Regions from separate parts of the Homo sapiens genome. Here region 1 is linked to region 2. A link is a loop called in an ENCODE intact Hi-C map of the cell type or tissue named here. Cell type or tissue: K562. All regions are shown on one strand. Each heading gives the region's core, and the rest is flanking DNA. Links, peaks and the distances in the headings are about the cores only. Region 1 overlaps LOC105375220 (a long non-coding RNA gene). Region 2 has its middle 71 kb from the start of ADCYAP1R1.

Evidence for each region. A loop is a pair of places that touch in the nucleus more often than their neighbours do. Peaks named below come from ENCODE experiments on the same cell type or tissue, not always from the same donor. Only the 100,000 strongest peaks of a DNase experiment are listed, where the experiment ranks them.
Region 1: it touches region 2 in a loop (14-fold over the local background); 14 of 110 quality-filtered maps call a loop at or near these places.

The regions. Positions count from the first base shown.
Region 1 is chr7:30,741,351-30,745,738 of GRCh38, forward strand. It overlaps LOC105375220 (a long non-coding RNA gene), which reads left to right. Exons shown (of 3, transcript XR_001745154.2): 2 at 405-517; 3 at 3,933-4,388. Among named protein-coding and RNA genes, the nearest start is that of INMT, 8.6 kb to the right of the region's middle. In K562, for the core only: CTCF peaks have their summits at 2,223 and 4,030; a DNase peak (open chromatin) is centred at 2,221.
Region 2 is chr7:31,121,004-31,125,391 of GRCh38, forward strand. No RefSeq gene overlaps it. Among named protein-coding and RNA genes, the nearest start is that of ADCYAP1R1, 71 kb to the left of the region's middle. In K562, for the core only: CTCF peaks have their summits at 1,788 (motif pointing left) and 3,668 (motif pointing right); a DNase peak (open chromatin) is centred at 1,798; H3K27me3 peaks cover 178 bases.

The DNA.
Region 1 (4,388 bases), core at 259-4,258, 380 kb before region 2:
CCTTCTAGGGACGTGGCCCCAGGCCTTCCCAGAGGTCAGAGGCCCCAGGTTCTCGACCATATGGATGGACAGCCTGAGTCCCGGCTCTGCCCTGCTGGTCAGCCTCAGCCGACCATTTCCTGAGGCTCCATCACCACCAGATCCGTCGTAACCTGGACAGAGCCCAGGCTCCAATGCTGCCCCTGCCACTGACCACTTAGCACTCTGGGTGGGGCCAGTCCCCTCCCCTCCCAGACCTCGGCTTCCCCACCTGCAGGAACAGGAGCTTGGCCTAGAGGTCTTCTAGCTCTCACAGGTGCCTTTCCACTTTAAGAACCTGAGATCCTGTTCCTCTGGTGGAAAAACCAGCCTCCCCAGGACCTGTCCCACACCCCAGCCAACAGGACATTTCATGTCTGTTGCAGATGCTCTTGCTGCCTCTTCCCATTCCCTCAGCATGCTGGCTGAACTTCCCACAGCCAGCACCTGTGAGTCTTCACTCGAGGCTTCTCTCTTGGGCTGCACTGTCCAAATACAGGTGAGTTGGACATGCTGGGGAATTAACGCCCCTCAGGAGCAGCCCTCTGTCATGATGACAGGAGTCGGTGGGCAAGTGTTGCAGCTCCCGGGGTGGGATAACTCCGAGCCATGTGCTCTACGCTGGCCCCAGAGCCCCCAGCACAACGGCGTTCCAATTGCCCACAGCGGTAAGGGTTTGATGACACCCTGTTTGGCTGCCTGCTCTGCTTTCCTTCCCACGTCCTAATTGATGTTTCCTGGGATCTCCCTCCAAATCAACTATCAGCACTGAAATCCTTGTCTTAGAGTCTGCTTCTATGGGAATCCAAACAAAGATAGTATCCAGCTAAGTCACTTTTTGTTCATGATCTTTGGTATGGGGTAGTGTAAGGGACAGACCCCTAGGCGGGGTGCTGGGGGAACCCTTGCTTTTCACTTGTGACCTTGGGACCAGGTAACAGGAATGAAGAGGTAGGGCTGAGACCTGACCTGCTTTTAGGGGGAGCTGTGGGGCAAGACTGTAGATGCTCTGGTCATGACTTCCCCTCTCGGTCAGGCCCTCTTCTGCCAGGCTGGCCTCAGACACTGGGGCCCTTGCAGGCAGCCACAAAGCAGATGCCGTCGTTGATGGAGCATGTCTCAGAGCAGCTGATGGGGCACACCTCTGCACCTGGCAGCCAGCCTCCTGCATGGCCTTCTCCACCGTCTCCTTCTCTGGGTGGAGCCCAAAGAACTTCTTGGAGCCTACCATATAGTGGGAGTGCAGGGCAGCCATGGTGACCAGGTTCCCATCTGCTTTCAGCAGGCTGGCCAGCCTCTGCAGGGCTGCCCAGTACATGTCCACATCAGGACAGGCACTCTTCAGGGGACACCTGGATTGACCCCAGTGGATGCAGCTTGGTCATATCGCACTTCAGCAACCACGTGACTGTCCAGCAAAGCTGGTTCTCCTTCTCATGCCACCTGCTTCTATGGAGGAGGGTCACAGAGATGACATAATGATTGTGATAGCAGCCCCTCAGCCCTCACCACCACCCTCTGGGCAAAGCCTGTGACTTATCCTGTTCAGCAACTCTTTGAGCGAGATTATTATTTTCCTCATTATACAGATGAAGAAACTGAGGCATAGACTTGCTCACGTCTACACAGCTGTAGGTGACAGTGGATTCGATAACTCCCCTTCCCCTCCTCCTGCGCCTCTTTCTTTTAAACAATTGAATAGTTTTTGGTATATTACATTATTAATTTCATTAAGTAGTAAACTATATTACAAAATTGGCCATTTTGATCAAAGTGTATGGTTCCGTGACATTAATTGCGCTCACACAGTTGTGCGCCCGTCACCAACTGTCTTTCCAACATTTTTGCATCATTCCATATGTAAACCCTGTACTCATTAAACAGTAACTCCCCATTCCCCATTCTCCCTCCTGGCAGCCCCTGGTAACCTCCAATCTACTTTCTGTTTCTGGATTTGCCTATTCTAGACGTTTCATGTATGGGGAGCCTACAGTATTTGTCCTTCCCTGTTTGGTTCATTTCACTTAGCGTAACATCTTTAGGTTCAGCCATGCCGGAACTCCCTGCTTCTTGAAACACACTCTTTACTTGGCTTCTTGAGGCACTTCACCCTCGTGGTTCTCCCTTTTTCTGTCTCCCTGAACACCCTCCTCCACTCCCTAGCCTTAGAACACAGCATCTCCTCCCCATCCACACTTAGCCACTTGATGGCCTCAGCCGTCCACGGATGACTCCCAGGTCAGGCTCCAGCCCTGGAGTCTCTGGGAGGCCCAGACATGCACAACCAGGGGCTCCTCCGTGGGTATCTCCACTTCAGTGTCAGGCAGGTGACTCCAACACATTGCCCAGGCTGAGAAGTCAACATCTGCTGCCATACCTGCTCCTTCCTTGTCATTTCCCTCCTAATACTGGCAACTCCATCCTTCTTGTGGCTGTGGCCAAAAACCTTGGAGTTGCCCTTGACTCTTCTCTCTCTCTTACATCCAAACCATCAGCAAATCCTGTTGGCTCCGCCTGCAGAGTGATTCCAAACTCCAGCCACCTCCAGCCCCTGCAGGCCTCCTGCTGTTGGCTCTTCCCTGGAGGATGCCAGCACCTGCTGCTGCTCTGCCCAATGCTGCCCTCGCCTCCCAAGGCCTAGCATGATGAACAGTTCTTTAAGAAATGTAGAGGCTATCATGCCATTCTCTTCTCCAGTGCCTGGGAGATCCACGGCACCATCCTCCCTCCTTACCGTGGCCCTCAAGGCCCCACAGGATGTGGTCTCCGCCTCCCTGACACCTAACTCTCCTCCTCACTCCACCCCTCGCACAGCACCCTTTTCACTGTCCTCGACACACGGGCGGCTCCCCGCCACCACTGGGCCTTTGCCCTTGCTGCTCATGCTGCCTGACACTCCCTTTCCTCGGGTCTTTATGCCTTTTCTCCCTTCCTTCGCTGGGACACCACTTGGAGTGCTCCTCGGAGAGGCCCTTTCCCACCATCCCACCACCCACAGTGCCCCACCTCGCTCTGGCAACTCCTACAGTTTGCAGTGCACACCCTGCCCAACTGTGCATGGCGGCCCTAAATCATCTGAGCTGTAGTTCTTGCTATTACTACTGACTGGCTGTTTGACCTTACCTGGGCTGGCCTCCTCTCTCCCTGCTCTCTTACCTGAGCCTCAGTCTCCCCTTGTGTGCACTGAAGGACTTGGTGATAGTCTCTACTGGCTCACCCCATTCTGATACCCGAGGGCAGGGATTTGTAAACTAAGCTATGTGGTTTGCCTTTGGATATCCATGAACTCTGTCAGTTTTGTGTAGAAAATTTGTGTGTGTTTGTGTGTGTGTGTGTATCAGAACTTTCATCAGATTTTCAGAGGGATTCAAGAGCCCAGAAAGGCTACAAAGCCTGGCTTTATGGACTGTCTGCAGGGGAGGCTGGCAGAGACAGAGAGACAGCCGGCAGTGTGTTCATTATGTCTGTTCTCTAATTTTCCCTCAGCATGAGCCTGTGAGCCCCAAGCTTCTCCCATTTTATAGGTGAAGAAACTGAGGCCCACTGGCAGAGACTCATGCCCAGCTCCTTGGCCTCCACGGCCCGTGCTCAGACCCCATTGAGCTGCCACCTGGCAGAGGCCCTCATGGGTTCATAGAGCTTGACTGGGCTGACTTTGCAGCATCTTTGGTGAGCAGTGGCCAGAGGATGGGGCCGCTTGCCTCCAACCTGCAGGTCTTGCTGTCAGCTGTAACCCTGTACTGCCCCCAAAGTGGAGACCAGCCATTCACCTGAAGAGAAGCTTTGAAAGAGGGTTTCCAGGTTAGATTTCAGGATTTCATTTTTGGTCACAGTGCTGAGTCGAAGGCGTAGTAGGTCAGTAAGTAGTCCCGGGGGTGGAGCTCTTTCTCACAGTCTTTTCCTCCTGTATACAGGTTGCCCTCCAACTGGCTGAGGACCCCTCGGTGCCTTCCCACTCTTCAGTCATGGTAGGTACACCCCTGCCCTTCCAGCCTTTCCCACCAGGAGTTTCACAGCCTCCTGGAACCAGCGCCTGCCTCTCAGGGAGGTGCTCAGATTCCTCACAGATGAAGCCAGAGACACAGTGTGAGCTTTTCTGGCTGGAGTTTATCTGCTTGATACATTACCAAAATCATAAGAACGCAACAGGATCACCAGGGCCAGGTCTCACGGGTTCCTGCTTCGACATGGTGTTTTGAGTGTAGGGGCTGCTGGAGGCAGGGAGGGAGAGACTTACACAGAGGGACACAGACACAGAATGAGAGAGACAGACAGGCAAAGAGACAAACGGAGACAAAGACAGAGGCAAAGAGAGATCAAGGGTCTGCAATATTTCAAGGATGTTTCACTCTTGGAGTTTGGTGGGAAAA
Region 2 (4,388 bases), core at 287-4,286:
AGTTTGGGTCTGGCCCACAGGACAATGTTATAAAAAACAGAGTAGCTTTCCCCAGGAGGATCCGGGATTCATTCTGGCTCCCCAGGGCTTCTAGACCTAGAAGTCATCTGAAGTGGTGAGTCGGGGAGCTGGTTGGTCCTTTTGCAGTCCTCATTTATCTTTGCAGTTAGGGGCAGGCTTCACACCTTCAGGAACCAAGGGGCTACTCTCACCAAAGCCCAGACCTCATCCCAGCCTGCCCCATGGCTCCAGAGCTGGCTGAGAACCAGGCAGCGGAAATGACTGGGTGGGGAAGAGCTGGCAGCTGGCTCAGAGCTGGATAGCTTAGTTGGGAGTCTTCTGTTGCCCCTAGAATCCACTGGGACTGGCCCCAGGGTTGGTAGAAGCCATGGAGAGTTCTCCCATGAAAGCCCAATCCTCATCCTCATCCTCACTTCCTGGGAAAGGAGTAGGCAGGTTCCAGGCCTCACACTTAGGCCCTGGAAATGATGTAGTGGCAATGGAAAGGCCCCTCCCTGGGAAAGGGACCTGGCAGTTTGCAGTCCTTATTTGCTCCCAAGAAAGAATTTTGCTGGAAAGGAGTCCTCCCACCAGAGTGAAAGGGATACAGAGGAAAGGATTAGGTTGCGAAGGGCATGATTTATATCTTTGGGGGGAAATTTAAGGAAACACTGCTCTCTGTCGCCCACTCAAGCAATCAAAATATCAGACCCAGCCCTGGTCCTCAGAATGTCCCCATCTTCAGCTTTGACTGGCCCCCCAATGACTGGCTAGAGCCCCATCCCTGATTGGAACCACACACTCAGCTCTGAGGAGAGGTTTGCCTGCCCTGTGGCCTATGGGAGACCCAGGCTGCACTGAGCTTCTCAGCAACACCAGGCCTGAGATTGGGCCCAGCCCATGGGGCAGTGTGAAAGGAAAAGAAATCTCAGGATCAAATCAGTAGGCCAAAGAGAAAAGTGAAGTTGGGAACTGGGGGCAAACCTGTCTCTCATTTTATTGCTAAATGAGATAGCTACAAAGATTAAAAAAAAAAATCCTCCCTCCCTCCCTCGCTCACAATTTGCCCACTGGGAAATTCCTTCTGGGACCCAGTGTCTCAACCCTGAAACAGTTCTGTTGAATTTCACCCCGACAAAGTACACTGATAGCTTCTCTTCATAGGTACGGGACAAAGAACAGGACTCAAAGCCATCCCTCGGCTCCCCTGAGACAAATGCATATCTGATTGCTTCCTCTGCCCTATGTTTATTTTATCTTAGGTAAAAGTGCAGATCCACTGAGCTAGATGAATTCATAAGTGACTGTTCCTCTACCCCTTCTGGCATAGAGAAAAGCTGATCAAACTCAAAAGAATGCGACTGTTTGCCTCTTATGAACTCACACCTTTTAAAAATGTCTTCCTCTTCCCCCAGTAGCTACCCTTTCCCCTCTAAGTATTGAAGTCCTCAAAATCATCTTTGGAGAAAGGCACAGACCTGTCTCTCGGGCATGAATCCTTAACCTTGACAAAATAAACTTCTAAATTGAGACCTGTTGCAGGCACCTTTTGGTTTACAGTAGCAAACCTGGAAGCACAGAAAGGCAGATCCCAAGCAGAGGAACACTTACAGCGGGCCGTGACCCAACCACAGTCACTTAGCCTGAGTGGCGGGTGAGGCAGCAGACAACAGAATATGTCTGGAACTCAGAGCCACTCCTCCCCCAGCCAAGCTGCCCCTCAACAAGTTCCCCATCTTGGCTTCTTAGGGCAAAATTCAGCGTCTGGGTGTGCACTGCCCTCTTCTGGTCATTTGGTTGGTAACACGAGCAGCCAAGAGCTCCCCTTTGGAAATAGCAGGAGCTCTTTCCAGTTCCGATTTTTCTGCCAACCAGGCTTGTTTCCACACAATGACTCATAAGTGAGATAATGAAGGGCAAGAACAAGTTAAAATATTTACTATAATTTACATTTGGAGGAAAAACTTTAGTCTTACATTGCCTGTAGAAAGAATGTGTCCTACAGAGGATTTTGCAGTGGTTTAACCCTTTATATTTTTTTGATAAAGCACACATTTACTTTTTTTTTTCTGATCATACAGAAAACTTATTTATTGAGACCACATAAATATAAGAAGCATGGCTTTGGTGTCATTTAGAAAGTGAACATGTGTCTAAGAATTTTCACACTAGATTGTAAACACTAACATAACTGATCTATCCATCTTTGGATTTTCATTGAGATATTTACTAAGTCCATCATCCGATGCTTTTGAGGACATGAAAGTTAAAGAGATAAGAATCTTGATCTCAAGAAGCTTTATTATTTTTAAGAATGTTAATAAAGACTCTAAAAAGAAGGCAAACAGGGAAATGCATCCTCCCCAAAGCTGCTAGTGCCAGGACTAGGCGCCTTCCCCAGTCCAGCGGCTGCAGGTTGGGTTGCTAAGAGCTTACCCTGCCCTCTTCTGCAGACAATTGCTGGCAGATTTCTGAGGGGTAAGACTACCCCCTTCACCTTTCTCATCCAGGGTGGCCGGTAGCCAGTGACTGAGGGATGTAGGGGTAACCGCCCAGCCGCCTTGCCTCTGGTTGGGACCACCTCTGTGGTTGACATCAGTGGCTCCTGCTGGATCAGCATGAGGCTGATTCTGCTGAGGTCTGGCTCCTTCCTCCACCCATCCCCGCTTCCTCACTGCCCTTCAGTGTCTCCCCATGCACTCCTTCTGTAAGATCCCTGCTCAAGGATCTCTACTTCAGGCTCTACTGCTACAGAATCTAGACAAAAACATGTGCCATCAACAAGGCCCAGAAAAGATAAGGTCCAGTTTCAGGATTAGGGAAAACTTGCCTTGAAGGTCAGGTTAGATCTAGGCATGGAAGAACTGTTCATCTAGCCTACTGACACTTATTGACTGAGTGCCTTCAATGAGCTGGGCACTCTTCCAGGCCTTGGGGCATAGCAGCAGATATGACAATCTTGTTATCGCTGGCACAATAATTCTAGCAGAGAGGGAAAGAAACAGGAAACAAATAATGGAGAATAAGATGAATTCAGTTAAGTTCTTTTTTTTTTTTTTTGGAGACGGGGTCTTACTCTGTCTCCCAGGCTGAAGTGCAGGGACTGGACCACAGCTCACTGCAGCCTTGACCTCCTGGGCTCAATTGATCCTCCCACCACCTCCTGGGTAGCTGGGATACAGGTGTGCACCACACCACACCTGGCTAATTTTTTTGTTTTTTTTTTTTTTTTTTTTTTAGAAATGGGGTTTCTCCATATTGCCTAGCCTGGTCTTGAACTCCTGGGCTCAAGCGATCCACCCACCTCAGCCTACCAAAGTGCTGGGATCACAGATGTGGCCACCGTACCTAGACAACTTATGTTCAATAGTGAAAATAAAATATGGCAACCAGATACTGTCACCAGATCCATTTTCCTACAATTCTCCAAAAATTTACCCTTGAGAAATTAGGTGATTCATTTATCTAGTTATAACAATTGGAACCTTTCTCCTGTCATAATTCTTCATCTCTGATGGTACTGGCTCAGTCAACGTCAACTTCCATTGAGTTCCTGCTGAGGATACTCACTTTAAATCATGGCATTGACACCAAACTTATTCTATAGTCTGTATTTGGGGTCTGGCACAGTGGCTCACACCTGTAATCTCAGCACTTTGGGAGGCCCCAGCAGGAGGAGCCCTTGAGCTCAGGAGTTTGAGACCAACTTGGGCAACATAGTGAGACTTCGTCTTTACTAAAAATAAAAAAAAAAATTAGACAGGGGTGGTGGTGCATGCCTGTGGTCCCAGCTACTTGGGAGGCTGAGGTGGGAGGATCACTTGAACCTGGGAGACGGAGGCTGCAGTGAGCTGAGATCGCACCACTGCACTCCAGCCTAAGTGACAGAGTAAGAGTCTGTCTCAAAAACAAAACAAAATGAAACAAAGCAAAGCAAAATAAAACAAAAAACAAAACCCAAAATAAACCAAAGTCTGTAGTTGGGATCTTGAAACATTCTCTGGGCTTTCCATGTAACATTACAAGCACTGAAGCATGTTGTTTGGGTTCTGGACTCACCGCAGAGAGGCAGCCTTCTAAAGCAGCGGTTCCCAATCTTTTTGGCATCAGGGACTGGTTTCATGGAAGACAATTTTTCCAGGGACTGGGTGGCAGGAGGATGGTTTTGGGATGAAACTGTTCCACCTCAGATCATCAGGCATTAGATTCTTGTAAGGAGAATGCACCTAGATCCCTCCCTGTGCAGTTTACAATAGGCTTGAGCTCCTGTGAGAATCAAATGCAACTGCTGATCTGACAAGAAGCGGAGCTCAGGCGGTAATGCTTGCTCATCTGCCACTCCCTCCTGCTGCGCAGCCCAGGTCCTCTGGTCTAAAGGAAGGCAGCCA